Linked DNA regions of Mus musculus: region 2 is linked to region 1. A link is a loop called in an ENCODE intact Hi-C map of the cell type or tissue named here. Cell type or tissue: gastrocnemius. All regions are shown on one strand. Each heading gives the region's core, and the rest is flanking DNA. Links, peaks and the distances in the headings are about the cores only.

Region 1 (11,233 bases), core at 2,857-7,856:
TGTTCTAACCTTCCTGTTATGTTACATTATTATGCAGAGGATCCTGAGTGCATATTTGGGGCTCAGTGCTGATGCCCAGTGCTTTCAGTGTGCCCAGTCGCATTGCCAGGTAGTTCTGCCTGAGCTCTGTGTTTGCTCTTCTGTTAGCCCAAGTTTTGCTTGCTGCTTCTGAGCTCTACCCTCTGGAGAATTTCTGCAGGTCTGCCTTTCAGCCCCCCCTCCTGACTCTCTTTACTTATATCTACACTAACTTTTAAAATTCCTACTCCAAGGTGATGAGTGTGGACTGGAAATTCATCTGAGTGATAAGGAATTTACCGGGCACACTCATGCCCCCAGACTCAATGTACAGCACCGCAGCACCCACATGAGGTAGGGACCAGGAGCAGATGCTCCATGTGTGATGTGGATACAAGGTAGGTTTATAAAGTGGATGTATTTCCCACACATGGCCACTTTAGCCCTAGTCCTTGGATGATCTGAGAGTCCAATGCCTTCCTACACAGTGTGGAAAGCTGTGTATCCCCTGTTCTTGCAGATTGGTACAGTTTTCTTGTAAGGTAGTGGAGATTCACAGCTTCCCATTTGTGCTTGCAACACAGGAGGTTCTTTGGCCTGTTTTTCTATATCACCCCGTATGAGCCATCTCAGCTCAGTGGCTATTTGACAGCTCCCCTTGACAGATGTTATTTAAGGGTCCTTGTCCTACTATGTTTTGGTGGGTGGGATCAGTGCCCATCTTACTGTGAAGATAGCAAATAGTCATTGGGCAACACTCTTAATGTGATACAAGCTTCTTCGCCCCCACATTCCCCATCTGTGGTGCTGCCTTTGGGTACACTGTATGGCTTAGGGGTTCATCTGCAGTGGAGATGCTGTTGTTTCTGATGTTTTGGTCTGAAACATAGAATGAACTAGAGCTAACTGGCTCAGACCTCTGGAGGGGAGTCCTGGTAGGTGCCTGGGTGGTCCTGGGGCTACATCTTGGTTTATCTAGTGAGGGAACTCTTGATGCACTAGGTACACTCATCTCTCCTGTACCACTGTGGTGTCTGATGGCACTCTTGAATGTTTTATTTACAACTGGGTTAGGGATATAGGACTGCTCCATCTTAAATTGGTCCTATGTTTCCTGTTACAGTTTACATGTCCCAAAAATGACCAGAGAGGTGATTTCCCATCTTCTGAAATCTGGTATTTAATACTGGCAGTTGCTCTGGGGCTGTGTTTAGACCCTCAGTGTTTCTCCCACCTTGGACTTGGGTGCATGGGTGGGTAACAGGCTAAGTGAATACAGAGATATCAGCTTTCGATTCTCCTCTCCAACTGTGGTCCAGTGCCTCTTTCTGAGCCAGAGTGGGAAAGGTCTCTGTGGGGCTGATGGTCCGAATCATCTGCATTCCATGTCCCAGCAGCTCCGGAGAGGCTCTTATTTCTGGTGCTGGGGAGCGATGAGAACTCCCTGCTCAGCCCCTTTAATGCACTAACTCACCTGTTTTCTCTCTATGGGTTTTCCTTTCCTCTGGGACTGGCTTGCTCATATCAGCCTCAAGTTCCTTCAGGGCTCACTCTAAAAATTTCTGTGGCATCATTGCTGTTCTTAGGACAGGCTCAGAGCAGTCAGGAGGCCCTGTTTGGATGTGAGTAGCTAGAGGATACTGGCTGTACACTTTCTCTATTTCTACTTTCTCCAAGCTTTCTCAGTCTAGGGCTGCTGAGTGATTCCCCAGGCACCTGGTGCAGGTGACTGCATTTAGAATCTACTTTTTTTTTTTTTAAATTTTGTGGTGGTTTTGGATTTTGAAGACTTAAAATCTTCATAGATGCCTAGATGTGTTGGAATCTTCCTTGCATTTCCCCCACAGTAATGATTTCATCATCTTCCCCCTTTTCAAAGTAGTGCTACCTATGCAGCTGGAGCTATGGGTCCTTCCATGTGTACTCTTTGGTTCCTGGTTTAGTCCCTGGGAGCTCTGGGGGGGTGGGGTACTGATTGGTTCTTATGGAATGGGTGGGTTGGTGAGCAGGGAGATGGGTGATGGGATAGGGGGTTTCAGGGAGGAAAAACTGGGGAAGGGGATAACATTTGAAATGTAAGTAAAGAAAATATCTACTAATAGAAATTAATGCTGGAGGGTTGTCACAGTTGACACCCGAATTCTGCCCTCTTGTGGAGAGGAAGAGATACAGATCTCCCTGCTGCTGTGGCGCTGTGAAGGGTAGTGTGAGCTTCAGAAAGATGCCTTAAGATGTAGGAGACACAGGCATCCCTCTTGGTAATTCATAGCTGAAAGCCTCTTCAACAGATACCTCAAGATTGGAGTTAGGTATTATCTAGGTAGTTCTCTGTATTGCACAGTTAGATTTTAGCAGCTGAGGTGTTCTAGGAATTGGTACAGGACAGAGCTTCATATTACTTTAATTTGTATGTCAATTGGTTGTTTCTGTAAAGGAGCTTGGAGGGAATTTATGTGAGCTGAGACAGCATATGAGCAGGGCAAATGGACAGTGTTTCCCAGGCGTCACTGAGGAATGGCCTCAAGGGTGACAACTGCATTGGTTGTGATTTGCTGTGGGGAGACTACAAAGTGACTGAGCTGTGAGACTGAGGTACAGTGAGAACCTTCCTGCTGCAGGCATCTCCAGACTGCTGGGCCCTGTGTGAGTGAATACAGCCAGGGACTGGGCTCAGAGGAACCTGTGTGCTTAGACTGCCCTGCAGAGTCAGTCAAGGGTTGCTGTTCTTCTAGAAGGTTCTCCATATTTCTGCCTTTCTGTAGATTGACTGGAGATTTTTTTTTTTTCTGGCTGGTGTCAGAGACCATACCATGAGAAAGTGAGCCCTTCACAATCTCCCACCCTGACAGGCCAAATGGCCTCGTGCTAGGAGCCTGTAGTCACTCCCTCCTCCCTGTTGCCTTCCTGGCACCTGAGGCTGTAAAAGCTGAATTATAGTCCCCTCTTCCCTATCTCTTCCTGAACTCCCATGCCATCCAAGGACATGAGTTACACCTGAGCCTGGCCTGACACCCCAAGGCTGTCAAGGAGGATCTATGTTCCAGAGATAAGATGCAGAGTGTCCGCTGCCTGGAGCCTGACTTCGGCCCTCATGTCAGCAGATGCCCGCTTCTTTGTTCTTTGTAAAATTCCCCCTCGACCCCTTCCTATTCCCCGCGATGCATGCTTTACACCAGGCACCTCAGCCTAATAAACGAAGACCTTGATAGGAAAAGATCTACTTGGTCTTCGTTTCTCTTTTCTCTTCCAATCCCATTTTCTTCCAGGTTTGCGGTCCCCCTCGCACCCACTAATAACTGAATCCCGTGGGACAGGATAGGCTGGTAAACAGGACAGCTCCTGTGATCCCACAGCAGCCCTAGGAAACTCAAGGTTAGAGCAGGAAGATGCTTCAGAGGTTCCATGGGAATGACTGATGAATGTTTTTGGCTTGTTTAATTGGCTTGTTGGGAATAACTAATGCTTTAAATTTCATCTTATAACACTACAGCACATGTGTCCCTCTAAGACGAGTGAATAAAAGATGCTTGAGGCTGAACTGCTGGAAACAAAGGGGCACATTTAGAGACTGAGGGTGCTTAGAGTGAGATGAGATGCCTCAGCTTCTACATGCCTACCCTTCCTCTGTAGTATGGACACAGGAAAAATAAGCAAAACATCTGCTTAAGGTGGATTGATTCAGGATGATGGCTCAGCACAGAGCTCATTATAGGAAGGGGTTTGTAGCTGTGGAGCAGGCAGGGCCAGAATCACTGAGAAGACATCAGATGTGGGAGACCAGAACGTAGGTGGGGCACTGGAAGACTAGGGCAAAAAGGTGGAGATCTTTCTAAACACACTTAGTGGGAAATTTGATACCCTCAGATTAACAAGCTGGAGATGGGCCAGTGGAAGGTTTTAGTCAGTACAGTGACTTTGAAACTATCATGAAAACCCCAGATCTCAGCCCCATTATTTTCACAAGTATTTACAGTTATCTATATCCCAACCGCATTGTGATATCTGAAACCATGTGCTTGGGTTATAAGAGGTATTGGGACCCAGGTATGGAAAGACTTAGCCTTCTCTCTCTCTCCCTCCCTCCTTTCTTCCTTATCCCCCTCTCTATCTCCTCTCTCCTTCTGTCCCTCCCTCTGTCCATGCCCCTTCTCTCCTTCTCCTTCTCCCTCTTTCCTTCTCCGTCTCCCTCTCTCTTCTCTCCCTCTCCCTTCTCTCTCTCCTTCTCCTTTCTCTCACATCTCTCTGCCTGTTTTTAAATCGTCTGTTCCTGAAAGTCCACTTGGCTATGTGGCATCAATTTTCTGAATCTGGATAGGCAGATTATGCAAAGATACATCTGGTCAGCAGAAGGCATCTGAGATATGCTCTGTAATCAGTGCTAAGGACCTTGAGTAATCTCTCTTTGTAACCAGACTCCATAGTGTCCTATAGTGGTTAGAGAGGCTGGCCCTGGCACTCCCTAGTTGTTTAGAAACCCCATCTCTGTCCTTCAGTTTAGTCCTAAAACCTCCTTCTACTTGGTGTTGTCCTATGTGCATGTAGGATATGGGAGTTCAGTCTGGTGGTACACAGAGCCTCAGAGTGATGACTGTATAAGCCCATGTCCCCAAGTTGGTCACCAATGATAGAGCACATGACCCTTCTCACCCTAATTCATGAGAAGGGATTTATCTCCTCTTACCTTAACCAGACAGGGGCCAAGCCACTTCCTCCCTCTTCCCTAGGAAGCTGCAGGGTGTATCAGGTGCAGTAATGCTCATAGCCACAAGGGGGAAGCAGAGACTTATTCATGAGGCTCCTGGAGGTGACCAGGAAAGCTGCTTAGAGAGTTCAGAAGGTGCAGTAAGATCCATGCCAATACCTGGCAAATACAGAAGTGGATGCTCACAGTCATCTATTGGATGGAACACAGGGCCCCCAATGGAGGAGCTAGAGAAAGTACCCAAGGAGCTAAAGGGATCTGCAACCCTATAGGAGGAAAAACAATATGAACTAAGCAATACCTCCCCAGAGCTGTGACTCTAGTTGCATATGTAAAAGAGGATAGCCTAGTAGGCCATCAATGGGAGGAAAGGCTCTTGGTCTTACGAAGATCATCTGCCACAGTATAGGGGAATGCCAGGGCCAGGATGTAGGAGTGGGTGGGTTGGGGAGCAGGGCAGGGAGAGAGTATAGGAGGTTCCGGGGATAACATTTGAAAACTAAATGAAGAAAATATCTAATAAAATGCCTTAAGTTAATAATAATAATAATAATAATAATAATAATAATAATAATAATAATGATAATAACAATCCCAGTAGTCCTACAGAGTTTTCCCCTGCACACTTAGATGAGATATATATGTTTGAGAGGAAGTAAGTTGATCAACCCTCCAACCACCCATTTTTTTCTTCTATCTTATAAATACATGTTGCAGGGCAGCCTATCTTTGGGGCTGTAGACCTTGCTCACGTGTCTGAGCCAGGGCTTGTCATGAACTCCGGGTGATACCCATCTTTTAACTCTTTCATTAATGATTTCTTGGAGATAACTCAGAGGCTGCTTTTCCTTCTACAAAAGTAAGAGACGCGAAAGCACTGTTGATGAACCTGGAGTGTGTGGCAGTCTCTTCGACGTTCATACCGGCAGTCTACTGGTCTCACTGCTGAGAACCCATCAGCCTGATTGCTTGAAGAAATCCCAATAGTCAGGAAAGAAAGATACTAAAGGTTGGAGGGGGACAGCCACTTCGGCCTCAGACGGGGTCAGAGGTAATGTTCCCAAGAGATGGAATTTTTAAAAATTCTAGAGTTCACAGGTACCCAGATAGAATTCTCAGGTCTAATAATATTGGAAAAATAACAACACAATATTAACAGAAAGCTCCAAACTTTCGAGCAACACCCAAAAGGAAAAAAAAAAAACTCATTTGTAAATAGTTTAACCAAAACTCAAACAAAATATGATTAGAAGAAATAAAAACAATCATTTATAGCTAAAAGGCTAATATAGACAGTATTTACTACTAACGTTCAAACAAACAAACAAAACAAAACAAGAAATTAGAACAACTGTGAGAAACATGAGCCAAGATATAAAGAAATATTGACTCCTAGAAAGAGACCCAGAGTCACACTGGGAACCAAATACATTCACGTGGAAATGATATTTTGAACTTCAAAAAAAGAAAAGAAAGGATTGAGCCTGTCAGAGACACTCCTTGCTGCTTCTGACTTTTCTTGTCCAGGCACATTTATAGACATCCCTTTTGACAATATTTAACCTCAACCTCAGCTAACACATTCAGACTCAATTCCTGCCACACCCAGTGACTGTTACCTAACTCCAGTTGTCTGGGTAACCACTTAGGTTGGGAGCCTGAGGAGGTTTTTAGTCCTCTGTCAGTATTTTCTAGACCAGGCAGTGGCCACAGCAGAGGGATTTAGCTCCACCCAGGATGTTATCTCTGACCTGGGGCATGAGGCTAGTGGAAAGACCTGTGGTCCCCAGGGTCCTCCTCTTGCTATTTGCACTCTGGCTGCTCCTCCTGGTTCCAGTCTGGTGTTCTCAAGGCCATCCTACTTGGCGTTACATCTCATCGGAGGTGGTTATTCCTCGGAAGGAGATCTACCATACCAAAGGACTTCAAGCACAAAGACTGCTCTCATATAGCTTGCATTTTCGGGGCCAGAGACATATCATCCACCTGCGGAGAAAGACACTCATTTGGCCCAGACACTTGTTGCTGACAACTCAAGATGACCAAGGAGCCTTACAGATGGATTACCCCTTTTTTCCTGTAGATTGTTACTATATTGGCTACCTGGAGGGGATCCCACAATCCATGGTCACTGTGGATACTTGTTATGGGGGCCTGTCAGGGGTCATGAAGTTAGATGACCTTACCTATGAAATCAAACCCCTCAATGATTCACAGAGCTTTGAACACCTTGTTTCTCAGATAGTATCTGAGTCTGATGACACAGGGCCTATGAATGCATGGAAGCACTGGAGCCATAATACAGGTTCTCCCTCCTCCAGATTGGAATATGCAGATGGAGCTCCCAGAATATCTAGTAAGAACTACGCTACACATCCAGCTGCTATAAAAGGCCACTTTCAAGCAACCAATTCTGTATATAATTCTGCTGCAGGTGACAAACTTTCATCTACTGTTGGGTATTTGTTTCAAGTCATTAGTTTAATGGACACCTATCTGACCAATCTTCATATGCGGTACTATGTCTTTCTCATGACTGTGTACACCAATTCTGATCCATTTCGACTTGAGTTTGCAGTTCCAGGAGGGTCGGCTTATAATTACTATGTGTCAGTCTTTTATAATAAATTTAAGCCTGATGCAGGAGTTTTACTTAATAAGTATGGGCCACAAGATAACCAGGTTAATCCAGCTGAGAGGAGTATATGTTCTTCCTTAGCCCTAATTTGTATTGGTAAATATGATCGAAATCCTTTATTTTTATCTCCTATAATAACCAATCGTGTTGGAAGGAGTTTAGGCTTAAAATATGATGAGGGGTACTGTGTCTGCCAGAGAAGGAACACCTGCATTATGTTCAGACATCCTCAATTAACAGATGCTTTCAGCAATTGTTCCCTTGCAGAGATAAGCAACATACTTAATACTCCTGGTCTGATGCCATGTCTTTTCTATGACCGTCATGTTTATTATAATACATCATTGACTTATAAGTTTTGTGGAAACTTCAAAGTAGATAACGATGAGCAGTGTGACTGTGGCTCCCAAAAGGCATGTTATTCAGATCCCTGCTGTGGAAATGATTGCAGGTTAACACCTGGTAGCATTTGTGATAAAGAATTATGCTGTGCAAATTGCACTTACAGTCCTTCTGGGACACTCTGCAGACCTATCCAGAACATATGTGATCTTCCAGAGTACTGTAATGGGACTAAATACATTTGCCCAGATGACACTTATCTGCAAGATGGGACACCATGCTCAGAAGATGGTTACTGCTATAAAGGTAACTGCACTGATCGCAACATACAATGCATGGAAATCTTTGGTGTAAGTGCTAAGAATGCTAATATTAAGTGCTATGACATCAACAAACAACGGTTTCGATTTGGGCATTGTACTAGAGCAGAAGAAAGCCTCACATTCAATGCTTGTGCTGATCAGGACAAGCTGTGTGGAAGGTTGCAGTGTACCAATGTCACCAATCTTCCATATTTGCAAGAACATGTTTCATTCCATCAATCGATTATCTCTGGGTTTACCTGCTTTGGGCTTGATGAACATCGTGGGACAGAAACAACAGATGCTGGAATGGTGAGACATGGTACCCCCTGCTCCAAAAGTAAGTTCTGTGATCAAGGAGCTTGCAGTGGAAGTTTATCTCATTTGGGTTATGACTGCACCCCAGAAAAATGCAGTTTTAGAGGAGTGTGTAACAATCATCGGAATTGCCATTGTCATTTTGGTTGGAAGCCTCCAGAGTGCAAAGAAGAGGGACTAAGTGGGAGCATAGACAGTGGGTCCCCTCCAGTTCAAAGGCACACAATAAAACAAAAACAAGAGCCAGTGGTGTATTTAAGAATACTCTTTGGTCGTATTTACTTCCTCTTTGTTGCACTGCTCTTTGGCATTGCCACTCGTGTAGGAGTTACTAAGATTTTTAGATTTGAAGACTTGCAAGCTACTTTACGTTCTGGGCAAGGACCAGCAAGGGACAAGCCAAAGTAAAATGAGTTAGCCCTCCCCTCCTGTCTCCTGTAAGATAAAGAGAATGCAAAAAAGAAAATCTGAATGTCAGTAGGGAACAAGGTAGAACTCAAGTTCACAGTTCTGGATGGCCTTTTTTTTTTTTTAATATCATGAGGACATAAGACGTGTTGGATTCAGAAATCACCTGATGTTGGTGCATTGCTAATGCTTACACTGGAATAAATCTTTCAAAACTGCAAATTGGTACTTTTGATTCTATATTTTAAATAAATCATATGGTTCCTGAACACTGAAGCGTTCCCACATCATTATCACTGTGCTTTTTTGATGGTTCCTTTCTCCTATAGCAGAAGGTCATATTCAGATTCAGGGTACACTGCTGACAGATTCTCTGTTCCATGCACTCAGAGTCTTCCTCCACGAGACTGATGGGATTACATGCTAGACAACTGTGTTTGAAACTAGTTTATTCTGAAGGAGTTTGGGGTAAGGGCTGTTCTGTTAATGTGCTCATATATTTTTCGGAACGCCAATAACCTTCCTTGGGATCACTGCCTTCTTAGCTGCATCGATGTATATTAGTCAACTGAAAAATGATGTACAGTGTCTGTAGCTGCTGACTGCAGTCTGCCTTACTCCTTTCTCAGCTGTTCATCCTCAGGTTTTCTCTAGCTTGACAAGAGATAATTCACATCCCTCTACTGGCAGAATTTGGGACACATCATAGTTACTGTTGCCCTTGATCCTGCACTTCCTAATAATTCTTAACCGATGCAAAGAAAGTTCTGGCAACACAAAAGCTACCACTGGGTCACCAAGCAAGCAGAGAAGAGGGATTGACTTGTTTTGTGTGAATGTGGAGCTCCCAGAACATCTTGAGAGTCTGCAGTTCATCCCTCTGGAGGCCCTGAAGCCCACTAACTGGTGTTTAAACCAGATCTAAGGTTCACCTTAGCCTCTTTTATTCCTTGCATGTGTAGGTGTGCAGGGTATGTATGCAAGGCTGACTTCATCTAGCATACTGTAGCTAACAAGAGCTACAAAAGCTGTGACAGATGTGCAACGACTGAATTTTTCCCTGAGGGAGTCATGAACAACATTTATTCCCTCCTCTCCTTTTTTATAAAGTTCCAATTGATCTGGACCATCAGGCCATTTTTTTTTTTTTATTGACAGGGTCCTAAGTAGAAGGACTAAAATGAGAAAATAATGAAGACAGGAAAGTGTGTGTGTGTGTGTGTGTGTGTGTGTGTGTGTGTGTGTGTGTAATAAAGGCAGAGAGACATGCTATTTTTTAAATAAAGGGAGGGTAATTGTCCAATGGGAAAAGTGTGTTCTGGAGTAGAACAATCATCTCTTTAGGTATTAAGACCCAGGTGAGGACCTTTTGAACCAAACACTATGTTTAAAGTGGAATGGAACAAATTCCAGGTGCAGGGTCAGCTTCTCTGTTTAAACAGCACCTGACAGTCTGGCAGTATCAACATTTTGATGTGACATCTTTCATAAGCTGATTCCTTATAAATAGGAAGTTTATTAAGAAAGTTAGTGTAGCCAGACATCTGGCCACCTTCCCGGCCAAAGGAAGGGGGTCCAAGCAGAGAGGGAGCGCTTTGCCTGAGCATCAGCAGCAGAAATCTTGGTTCCGGGACCCAACCGAGTGTATTCTGCACAGGCCCCAGAGATTACCAGATGGCGAAAGGCAAACACAAGAATCCTACTAACAGAAATCAAGACCACTCACCAACATCAGAACGCAGCACTCCCACCCCACCTGGTCCTGGGCACCCCAACACAACTGAAAAGCTAGACCCAGATTTAAAAGCATATCTCATGATGATGGTAGAGGACATCAAGAAGAACTTTAATAACTCACTTAAAGAAATACAGGAGAACACTGCTAAAGAGTTACAAGTCCTTAAAGAAAAGCAGGAAAACTCAACCAAACAGGTAGAAGTCCTTATAGAAAAACAGGAAAACACATCCAAACAGGTGATGGAAATGAACAAAACCATACTAGACCTAAAAAGGGAAGTAGACACAATAAAGAAAACCCAAAGTGAGGCAATGCTGGAGATAGAAACCCTAGGAAAGAAATCTGGAACCATAGATGTTAGCATCAGCAACAGAATACAAGAGATGGAAGAGAGAATCTCAGGTGCAGAAGATTCCATAGAGAACATCGGCACAACAATCAAAGAAAATACAAAATGCAAAAGGATCCTAACTCAAAACATCCAGGAAATCCAGGACACAATGAGAAGACCAAACCTACGGATAATAGGAGTTGATGAGAATGAAGATTTTCAACTTAAAGGGCCTGCAAATATCTTCAACAAAATTATAGAAGAAAACTTCCCAAACCTAAAGAATGACATGCCCATGAACATATAAGAAACCTACAGAACTCCAAATAGACTGGACCAGAAAAGAAATTCCTCCCGACACATAATAATCAGAACAACAAATGCACTAAATAAAGAGAGAATATTAAAAGCAGTAAGGGAGAAAGGTCAAGTAACA
Region 2 (11,233 bases), core at 3,521-8,520, 270 kb before region 1:
ACGAAGACATTTTAGGCAGAGGAGCTTACAGGAATTTTCATCCAGAGACCCCATTAGGAATAGTCTAAGGACATTGTCCTAGACAGAGGCCCAGCAGCCTGCTGTAAGAGTTGCAAGAAGCCAACTGACCAGCCTCTTGTTGCAGAAAGGACATGCAGGCGAACATAATACACAGGACTCATAACCATAACCCAGAGACCACCCTCGTGGTTAGGGGGAGGGGGCTATGATTAGAGGAGACACATTAGGCTGAAGTATATGTCTTATTGGAAGGATATTAGGATAAATAAATTCAATAAATGAATTGAATGGCCCTCAAAGCAATCACCACAAAGTGACAAGTAGAGTGTTTGACTCCAAAGGAAGATGGATGTTGGCTCACGCCTTTATTCCCAGCACTCAGGAGGCAGAGGCAGGGAGACCTACGAGTCTGAGGCTAACCTGGTCTACATGGTGGGTTCCAGGAGAGCCAGGGCTACACGGGGGAACCCAGTTTTGAAAATAAAATCAAGAAAAAAGAAAACAGAAGAAGAAAATTTAATTTATCACCAGGAAGCAGGATAAACACAGGAAGGAAAGAGAAAATGCCATGAAAATACGCACAAAGAGAGAGCCAAGACCCAAGACTGGTAATGACAGCAAGCTGCAATGGCTTAAGCTGACCACTCAGAAGAGATTCATGCACAGAAGTTAGAACCACCCTACCCCACACTGAGTTTATAATGAAAGCCTACAATTAAAAACAAAGACACAGGGCCTCGGGGAGTGAAGCACTTGCCCAGCAAGTGTGAAGACCTGAGTGTGAATTCTCAGAGCCTGAACAGCTGTGTGTGGCAGCCTGAGTCTGTAACAGCTCTGCTCCTAAGGTAAGATGGGAGGTAAAGACAGGATCCCTGGAAACGTGCATCCCAGATAGCCCGGTGTATGCAGCCATGAATAACAAAGAGACCTTGTCTCGAACCAGGGCAAGGTGAGGATTGACACCTGACATCCACAGGTGCCTGTGTCATGTGTGTGCCTTCTTCTGAGGCTTCTGGAGGGCTGAAGAACCCAGGCTTGCCTTCCCTGGTCTCCAGATTCCTCCTGGTCTGGTGGAGCATGCAGTGTTGCAATTGGACACTAGGGGGCATTTAAGCTCTGTGCTCCTGGGACCTGCTGGTGTGACCTGATGGGGCTGACCGGCCCACAGCTGTGCCTGACCATTGTGGCAGACCCTGGTTGGCAAGAGGACTCACTACGTCTTAGAAACCCAGGTACTGGAGATACAGGTGCAGGTGGGAATGGTAACTCCTAACTTTGTAGTTCTGTTCTTGGCGTAACCATGTGTCCACAGGGGACGTGGGAGCCCAGCCTTCCCAGAAGCCATGCCAGTAACTGAGCAGTACCATGCACAGAACCTGGGGGCTACCACAAGAAGGTACATGAGCCTCAGGCTACCCCCCGAAACCTTGGTATAAACCTGAACTTATAAACCCATGAGCCCCCTGTACCTCCTTGTATAGATGGGACACATGCCATGCACACAGCCAGGGGATTGCCATGAGGGGAAGATGAGTTATGGGCTGATCTACCCAAATGTAGTGTAAGTCTGCAACCCCGACTTGATCATCAGGAGGGCTGTGTGCACTCCTGCCTCAACCAGACAGGGTAGGCACGTCCACACTTCCTTTCTCACAGTTCCTTCTCACCCACTTTGACAAGAACCTTCTGCGAGCGGCAGGATGTAGTGTGCTCTACTGACCACACGGTGGCAGCAGAGCGCTGTTCCTGTGGACACTGACTAGCAACCTGCTTGGAGTTGCTGGTTAGTCTTGGGAGGGCAAGTGGAGGCTGTGGAGCCCAACACATGCTCCACTCTACCCCTGTACTGGCTAGTTTTGTGTCAACCTGACACAGCTGGAGTTATCACAGAGAAAGGAGCTTCAGTTGAGGAAATGCCTCCATGAGATCCAGCTGTAAGGCATTTTCTCAATTAGTGATCAAGGGGGAAGGGTCCTTGTGGGTGGGACCATCTCTGGGCTGGTAGTCTTGGGTCCTATAGGAGAGCAGGCTGAGCAAGCCAGGGGAAGCAAGCCAGTAAAGAATATCCCTCCATGGCCTCTGCATCACCTCCTGCTTCCTGACCTGCTTGAGTTCCAGTCTGGACTTCCTTTGGTGATAACAGCAGTGTGGAAGTGTAAGCTGAATAAACTCTTTCCTCCCCAGCTTGCTTCTTGGTCGTGATGTTTGTGCAGGAATAGAAACCCTGACTAAGACAACCCCCAACTAGGGTCAGTTCTCATCTGGTCCGGACTCAACTCCTAGCGTCCCAGGCCCGACACACCTCAGTGGCGCCCCTCTCTCAGACTGACTACAGTCTGGTCAACCAGAGTGCCATGGACCACCCCAGTCGGGTATGGGGGTCCCTGGAATGAGGGTCCTCGAAGCTAGGTGGGTAAGGATTCGGTGGTGACAAACAGAAACAAACACAGAGGCAGTTTGCATCTGAGTGTATTTTGCAGATCTCAAGTAGGATTTTGTTGTTGTTGTTGAGACAGGGTTTCTCTGTATAGTCCTGACTGTCCTGGAACTCACTTTGTAGACCAGGCTGGGTTCGAACTCAGAAATCCGCCTGCCTCTGCCTCCTGAGTGCTGGGATTAAAGGCGTGCTCCACCACCTCTGGGCTCAAGCAGGGGATTTTATACATTAAAAAACCAAACATCACATTTCTTCCAAACATCACATCTCTTAGAAACTGTATCCAGTGAAACAATCACAAATACCCACAAAAATCATTTGGCACAGTAAAGCACAAAAATCATCCAAGCATTACAACTCTGAAACTATGTATTCAGTGAATCACAAACAGAGCAAGTAACATCATTATTAATATAAATCATCAAAATATAACAACAATTCTAAAAGAATGTATTCAGTGGGGCAGTCGTCCAAGGCTAGTGGTATACTTCCAAGAGCAGGTTAATAAATCTTTATGGTCAGTGCTCTTAACTGCTGAGCTAACTCTCCAGCCACTTATGGTCAATTATTATTTAACATCTAATGTCTGATTTTTAAAATAAATCTTCATTGCATAAATTTAAACCATTTTAATTCTTTCTAATTAAGGCTTTCTTTACTATATACCAAAACCCACCTCCGATGACACACGTGTAACCATATGAAATTTTATTGTTGGGAAAGTTTTTTATCATAATAGTTTTATAAATGATTTAAAAAGTAAAGTGTTGGTTTCCCTGGGGATAAGGTCATGTTAGTGGCCCCATCTCTAGGGATGGTTTCTTACCCATTATTCTCGCTTAAGATCTTGGCCTAGGCTTCCAGGAACATGTAAATAAGAAAAGGAATAAGAGAAAACAAAACAGATAGATTGCCATGAGAACTATGGCTCAATAATTTTTCTCCGGCAAAGAGTTCCATAGTTGGTTCCAGGAAGTCTTCCCCTTTTGAGGTCGATCGCCACAGTCTGTGGAACTTGTCACACAGATCCAACTGGGGGTGGTGTGGCACCAGAGAATCCTGGCCAATAGCGAGACTGTAACACCATCACACAATCTCTATTTCTACCAGTGTTGGCCTCTTACACACACAGCGGCATATATACATGCTCTCTGAGTACGTGTTTGTCACTTGTGCCTGAGAGTCTACCCGGCTGGGTGGGGCCAATTCTTTGAACTTGGCTTAGCAGAGGTTGCAGTGGTGCATCTAGCCACCAGGGGGCACATGAGCTCTGCACTGTGCATTGTGGTCCTTAGTTGACCTGCCAATGTGATCTGACTCCACTGTTCCAGGGCAGGGACTGACCACACTCCCTCAGTGTCAGACAGTGGGTATCCCACCATGCCTTAGAAACTCAAAGCCCACAGGGAAGTGTAGGTGGGGTTGGCTGGAGACACTGGCCCTCAGAATTCCTTAATTCTGTCAAATTTCACGAACATCTCTTCACTTCAGTCATAAATTCTCTTAGTGTGGGGTGTGGCTGTGTGTCCACATGGGATGTGGAGTCTAGGCTGCTGAGGAGCCTGGCTTGGGCCTTGGAACCTGCTGCCAGTAACTGTGCACACACATGGCATGCACAGAGCCTGGGCATTACCATGAGGTGGACATGAGCCTGGGTGGGTAAGCCTGCACCCCTACCTTCACTACCAAGTGCAGCCTTAGACACATGGGACACATGCCCTTCCCCATCGTAACTGTATGACTAGTCAGAGCATGCGCTGTCTCCCACACTAGAGGAAGAGCTACTGACCCCACCTGCCTTGAGAAAACAGCCCTTCCCCAACCTGCTCTAAGAGCTCTAAGGAGAGTTTCGAGTAGGCAGTAAGTGCAATTCTACCAGAGGCCACATGAGGCCAGTAGAGTCTTGCTCTTGCAGGCCTCAGGCCCATGCTGGTTAGAACAGGGCTGGGAGGAACTTTGTAGTCATAGTAGACTCTGTGGAGCTCTGAGCTCAGAGCCCCTCCTGGTGACTGCAATTTGGTCAGTCAGAGAATCCCGGTCAACAGTGAGACTTTAACACCATCACATGACCTCTGGATTTCTACCAATGTTGTTTTCTCTCCACGCCCGACTCATTTGTGATGTGAACAGTGCTGGAGCCTCAGCGGGGAGGAGGATTAGAGACATAAATGTCTAAACACACACACACACACACACACACACACACACACACACACACACACACACACACACACTGGAGGGTCAGAGATGTCTAGTTGGGCCTTCGTCTCTTCTGTTATTTGGCGACTCCATTTAGATTTCTTTCACATATGTATATATATATATTTTAAAAAAATTATTTACTTATTATATGTAAGTACACTGTAGCTGTCTTCTGACACTCCAGAAGAGGGAGTCAGATCTCATTACGGATGGTTGTGAGCCACCATGTGGTTGCTGGGATTTGAACTCAGGATCTTTGGAAGAGCAGTCAGTGCTCTTAACCACTGTGCCATCTCTCCAGCCCCCTATATGTATATATTTTAAGAAGCTTCTATCGTAGTAGTTTTCTGTAGGTGCCAGGTTTTGAACTTGGCTTGGCACAGCATGCAGTGGTGCATCTGTCCACCAGGGGGCACCTGAGCACTACGCTGTGGTCATTGTGGAGACGCCACAGGTGTATCTCAGGTGCTTAGGCAACCAGCTAGTGTGACAGCCCTGACCAGTCTCACGACTGGCCTAACCGTGCTTCCTCAGTGCCAGACACCAGATTGCAAAGTATCGTTAGGCCCTAGGAACCCAACAGGTATTAGGGACAGTGCAGGTCGGGGGCGGGGCGGCTGGAGCTGGTGGCCCTGGGTACCCCCTAATTCTGTTGACACTTAGCCCTCTCCCCACCTACCTCAGTTATTAATTCTCTTTGTTTCCTGGCGTGTCCATGGATCTGTGTGGAATATGGGACTGTAGACTGCCCAGGAGCCCAGACTGGGGCTTATTTATTTATGTAATTTTTTATTTTTCCTGTTGCTGGTACATTGTGCACAAGATATGTACAGAGTCTTGGGGTAACCACGAGGAGAATATAAGCCTTCTCTCCCAAACTGCAGTACAAGCCTGAACTCTCAACTTGATCATCAAAACCCAGGCATGTACTCCTGGTCGCTTTAGCTCAGTGGTTCTCAATCTTCCTTACGTTGTGACCTTTTAATACAGCTCTTTATGTTGTCATCCCAACCGTAAAATTATTTTTTTTGCTACCTCATAACTGTAATTTGTTTACTGTTTCAAATCATCTGACTTTCAACTAGTGTGGAAAAGACATCGGACCCCTTAGCGGGGATCCTGACACACAGGTTGAGAACCAGTGCCTTAGTCCCTCTGCGCCTGCGTAAGAGGAGCTTCCTGTGGGCTGCAAAGATAATACCACCAATGGCCACATGGTGGCAGCAGAGATCTGCTCCTGGGGGCACCTTCTCCAGTCGCAGTTCCTGTTCCCCTGTCATACTATTTCCACCAGTGTCTACATTTATCATGGGTGATACATGAACTCCCTGGGACACAGATGTGTAAACATGGGGACACACACATGGACATTTGCGTGTGTACATACTCTGGGTCTGTTTTGTTACTGAAAGTACACCTGGTTGGGTAGAGCCAAGTATCTGAATCCGGCCTTCCGTGTGCAGTGACACACATGGTCACCAGGGGGCGCACGAGCCCTGTATTACACCACTCTGGAGCCCCAGCAGGCACACCTGGAGTTGAGGCATCACTGGTCCATCTGTGCCTTGACCAGCCCCAGGGCTAGGCCTGATCACATCCCCTGTGTGCCAGTCTTGATTGGCAGGGGTGGGGGCGGGGGTCCCAACAGACCCCAGGAAGCCAATAGCACAGAGGATGCTGGGACAATTACACAGGGGTCAGGAGGTGTGCTCCTGGGTCAGGAGTTTAAGTCTGCACTCTCAATACAGACTTATAATAAGGCACATGTCCCTACCCACCCTAAATAGGTGGGGTGTGTGCTTCCATCTAAAATAACTAGATAGGAATACATCCCTTTAGTCCATAGCTACACGGGGCAGGCCGCCCTTCACACCCTGACAAACCCTCCTTGCCCCCATCATCCCTAGGGAGAGCGTCTGCGTGGTGTGTGTGCAACGCTGGCTATGCTCACACGGGGGCAGCAGAGTTTGCTTGCTCAGTGCCAGCTCTGAGCTGCTGAGGCAGATGTAACCTGACTATAGTGCTCACTATGGAGACCAGGGCAGGCCTTTTCCACTTTTGCTGGACTGGGCAAAGGCTGTACCTTTGCTCTGAGCTGTGCAGGGCTGAACTTAGGCTTGTAGCTAGCACCCCACTGAGTTTAGTGCTCGGACAGGACACCAAGTGAGGTGTTGAGACAAGTCATGGGGAGTCCCCTTACCTACTTGCCTGGCTTGGGCAGCTCTGTGGGGTCTGAGAGGGTGGCGGGAAACAGAGCTGCCTCAGTTGTTGCCCTGGGAGGGGAGCCTGGTTTGCAGGCTACATGGGCATTCAGTAAGCAGTCTGGCTGGGAGGGTCAGGCCCCTCGTGAGATAAGGACACAGGTTCGAGGTGCTCAGGTCTGTGGGAGCCTTCAGAGACATGCTATATGATCCCCATCTGAGCTTGGAGATCAGCAAGGTGAACGCAGTAGGCTGCCTGTCCCATCTGGCTATGTTTCTGTTTGTTCCTCTAGAGAGGCACACATGCCTATAGCCCCGAGATTCCTTCTGACAACCCTAAGGCCACACTCCATCTGTTCGCAGCCATTCCCAACTACGCCTCCTGCACAGGTCCACTTATGAGCTATGTCTTATGCTGCCCAAGGTTATAAAACAGGCCACAGGCAAGCCAGCAGCTGCGCGTGTATCTTCAGACTCAACTCTACAGTGCTTTCCTCCACGGACTTGGTGTCCCTAGCTCTGAACCCATGACATTTCTGTAGAGAGGGTCTCCATGTAGCTGCATGGAAGTAAGATAGCCAAGGCAAGGCTAAGACCAAAGTGGCTCTGATAGAGCCAGCTCGGGGGCAGACCCTGGGACGCTCTCCTAAAGAGCCACTGGAAATGTGGGCCAACTCTTCACCCTTTCTCTGGAACAAGTGTGTAGCAAGAACGATGGGACCAAAGGATTGCTGTCACCCTTCCAATCAGATGGGTCATTCCAGCTTCTATAATGGGAGCCAGGGTGTGTGGCAAGATCCTGCCTAGGGCTGGGGAATCTTACCCATGTCTGATGGCCATGGAGCCACATGGAGCTTAGTGCCCTCAATGGACATCCCTGTATTCTAACCACCTGGGACCTTGTCAAGCTGATGTGTGATTCTGTGCTCCCTGAGGGGCTATGAGGGCTCAGGACAGCTGGTGTCAAACATGGACATGAGGGGTTCAGGAGGGGCACAGAGCTGGAGGGTTTTCACTGTCCAGACAGCAAACCTGAGCCAGATAAGCTGCAGAGTCGATGTTAGGCCTCACCTGGCCTGCGCAGTGTGAGGTCACCGGCATGTTCATCAACACCCCTGATCTCCTAGTTCATTACTCTCTCTGTGCAGCCTCTCCTTCCATTGCTGGTACACGTCAACTTCCACCCAGTCCTCTAGAGGGAGCCCCTGAGCACCCCAGCCGTCTGCTTTCAGGACAGGATGGTGGGGCAAGGGCTGTTTCTTGGACCCTGGGACACTCAGCCCTTTACACCTTGCTCCAATGTGTGTTAGAGTCTAACAACCTTTGTTTCTGCCAGTCTCTCTCTCTCTCTCTCTTTTTTAAGGTTTTCATTTTAGACCTGTAATTTATTTATCTTATATTCTCATGAGCCCCTCCCCCACCCCTCTCTCTCTGTGTGAGCTTCTATGTTTCACATGTATGGAGGATCCTTCAGGGCACCCCGGAACTGGAATTACAGTAATGCACTGCCATGTGGGTGCTGGGAATTGAATCTGGATTCTTTGGAAAAGCAGCCAGTGCTCTTAACCCTTGAGTTATCTCTCCAGCCCCTCTGATGTGTGTGTGTGTGTGTGTGTGTGTGTGTGTGTGTGTGTGTGTGCACGCGCAGGGGAAACCCAGGGCCTCCTGTGAGCAGCCATGTTCTAGCCCAGGAGGCAAGCGTGCTTTAGCACTGAGCTGTGTCCCCAGTCCCAACTTTTGCTTTAGCAAACATGCCTCAGAGAGCATGTGTTCGCCACATTCTGTGCATTAAAGTGTTATTAGAAATTAAGTTGTTTTTTTTTTAAACAGATAAAAACACAAGGCATAATTACAACAGCCCCAAACCACGTGTGGAGATTGCTGGGTGAGGGCACACAAGTCAGAGCTGGAGTTCTCTGCCAGGCTTGGTGCCTGGACTCCTGGGGTCTGGGGCCTCCAGTGAGATTGGCTGCTCCAGGGTTGCTGCTCACCCCAGCCCCTTTGTTTTTTCCCTGACTAGGTTCGCAGGAGAGGTGTGTGTGCTGGTGAGACTCCGTGGCAGCTGGTGCTTGTGGCCGGGTGGAGATTGGTTCTTGCATTCTTTGGAGCCCCACATCAATGGGGCACAGCTGGCCCTTCTATAGGCTCCTTACTTCTATAGGCTCCTTACTTCTATAGGCTCCTTACTTCTATAGGCTCCTTACTTCTATAGGCTCCTTACTTCTATAGGCTCCTTACTTCTATAGGCTCCTTACTTCTATAGGCTCCTTACTTCTATAGGCTCCTTACTTCTATAGGCTCCTTACTTCTATAGGCTCCTTACTTCTATAGGCTCCTTACTTCTATAGGCTCCTTACTTCTATAGGCTCCTTACTTCTATAGGCTCCTTACTTCTATAGGCTCCTTACTTCTATAGGCTCCTTACTTCTATAGGCTCCTTACTTCTATAGGCTCCTTACTTCTATAGGCTCCTTACTTCTATAGGCTCCTTACTTCTATAGGCTCCTTACTTCTATAGGCTCCTTACTTCTATAGGCTCCTTACTTCTATAGGCTCCTTACTTCTATAGGCTCCTTACTTCTATAGGCTCCTTACTTCTATAGGCTCCTTACTTCTATAGGCTCCTGGCCTCAAGATGTTGCTGACCTGTGAGGGTTTGGGACCAGTGGGCCCTAGGAGTGGGATCCAGAGGTCTCTGTGGTGAGGGAAAAGAGGGACATTTGTTCAGCTCCTGTAGCCAGAGGATACACCCCCAGCAGACTTCTGGAGCTGGAGTCAGGGGTTGCCTAAGCAGCAGCCTTGAGTTAACCTGGGACCAGGGCCTGCCTTGCTACAGCAGCTGTCAATGGCTGGACCTATCCTCTCCCATCATCTAGCTTGGGCAGGGGTCAAGTGCTGCCTACCTCCAACAGTTATCCTGCGTTAAGGGACTGCTCTGTGCAACAACTATCTTAGGCTGGGGTCAGGGGTTGTCCTCCCATCATGGCTGCCCTGGGCCAAGCTGGGGTCAGAGCATGGATGGATTCATATCATTGACCCTTGCAGCCCTTGTATGCAGGAGAGGGTTACCAGGGAAGGCAGTGGCATGAGCTGCAGATGGTACAGAGCCTTCTAAGGCCTTATCCCAAGAGCATGTGTGCGGTGATGCACGGAACCGACATCTTAGGGTGGCACGTTAGGAATGGGAAGGGGCCATAGCTGAGCAGCACACAGGGAGAGGTCAGGGGCTGTGAGGGTAAGAGGGTTCAGGTGCAGGACTCACTAAATTGGGTAGAGCAGGGCTTCAGTCAGGACTGCAGGCCTGTTCACAGGGTGTGTGTGTGTGTGTGTGTGTGTGTGTGTGTGTGTGTGTGTGTGTGTGTGTATGGGCATGATGTGAGCACCTTGGCTACCATTGCTTATGTCTCTCTAGCACACGAGCCCATGTCTGTGTTCTGTGTGACTGGCATGAGCTCAGGCGACAGAGCTGTGTTTGAGTGTGGGACAATGCAGAGCTGTGTGTGTCTAGTGTGGTCTGGGCCTGGTAGTGCCTCTGTCTGGGTGCTTATCTGTAAAGAATGGGATCCCTGTGCTTTAAGAAGGGAGCCCCTGCTCAGGGGAATGTTCAAGGACAGGCCTGTGAGTCCTCATGAAACCTGTGAGCAACTGTATCCCACATGTCTCTGAGATGTCCCATGTGTGTGGCCTGAGAGCCTGGGTGGGCCTGGGTGAGCTTCCAGTTCTGTGGGAGTCTCTGGAACGTGTGTGGGGTGTGCAGTGTCAGCCGGCTGTGGCTAAGCATGTGCCTCGGAGTGGGAGTGCCAGTGTCAACTTTTATGTGTGAGTGTGTGGGGTTTGTGAGCACACCTGTGTGTGAATACCAGCGTGTATTGTGTGATATGTATGCCTGCACTTCTGTATGTGTTATGTTTGTCTGTGTGACTGGGCTGTGTATGCCCATGTGTACGCCCATTGGGAGTGGAATGCCTGAGTGTGTTTTTGTTTCTGGGTGTCTCTGTGTCTGTTCATATTTGTGGGTCTGTGTGTCTCTATATCTCTGTGTCTGTGTTGTGTGTTTTTGTATCTCTCCATGTCTTGTGGGTCTTTAAGTCTGCATGTGTCTGCTTGTATGTTTTTCTGTGCCCCCATGTGTGTGTCTGTTTGGGTGTGTCTCATATATCTGTGTATCTGTAAGTCTCTGTGTAAATTTGTCTGTGTATACTTGATTTTGAGCTCTGTGTGTTTCTGTCTGTGCATGTTTGTCTGTTTGTGTGTCTGTGTACTTGTAAGTTGCTGTGTATATTTGTCAGCATATATCTGTATGTTTGTGCGTTTATGCATGCGTTTGTGTCTACATGCCTTCTCTGCATGCCTGTGTGTCTCTGCATCCGGG

The links. Hi-C counts contacts between places; a loop is a spot of excess contacts. Peaks named below come from ENCODE experiments on the same cell type or tissue, not always from the same donor. Only the 100,000 strongest peaks of a DNase experiment are listed, where the experiment ranks them.
Region 2: a loop joins it to region 1, with 11 times the contacts of the local background. A loop is called at or near these places in 33 of 42 quality-filtered maps.

What each region holds. Positions count from the first base shown.
Region 1 is chr12:113,483,108-113,494,340 of GRCm38, forward strand. Adam6b (a disintegrin and metallopeptidase domain 6B) reads left to right here and starts at 6,458. Exons shown (of 1, transcript NM_001009545.1): 1 at 6,458-8,728. The coding sequence starts at 6,458. The coding sequence ends at 8,728. It also overlaps Igh. In gastrocnemius, for the core only: a CTCF peak has its summit at 4,782 (motif pointing right); a DNase peak (open chromatin) is centred at 4,777.
Region 2 is chr12:113,216,346-113,227,578 of GRCm38, forward strand. No RefSeq gene overlaps it. Among named protein-coding and RNA genes, the nearest start is that of Gm25622, 7.8 kb to the left of the region's middle. In gastrocnemius, for the core only: CTCF peaks have their summits at 4,332, 5,064 (motif pointing right), 5,901 (motif pointing right), 8,057 (motif pointing right) and 3 weaker places; DNase peaks (open chromatin) are centred at 3,707, 4,347, 5,113, 5,875 and 2 more places; H3K4me3 peaks cover 245 bases.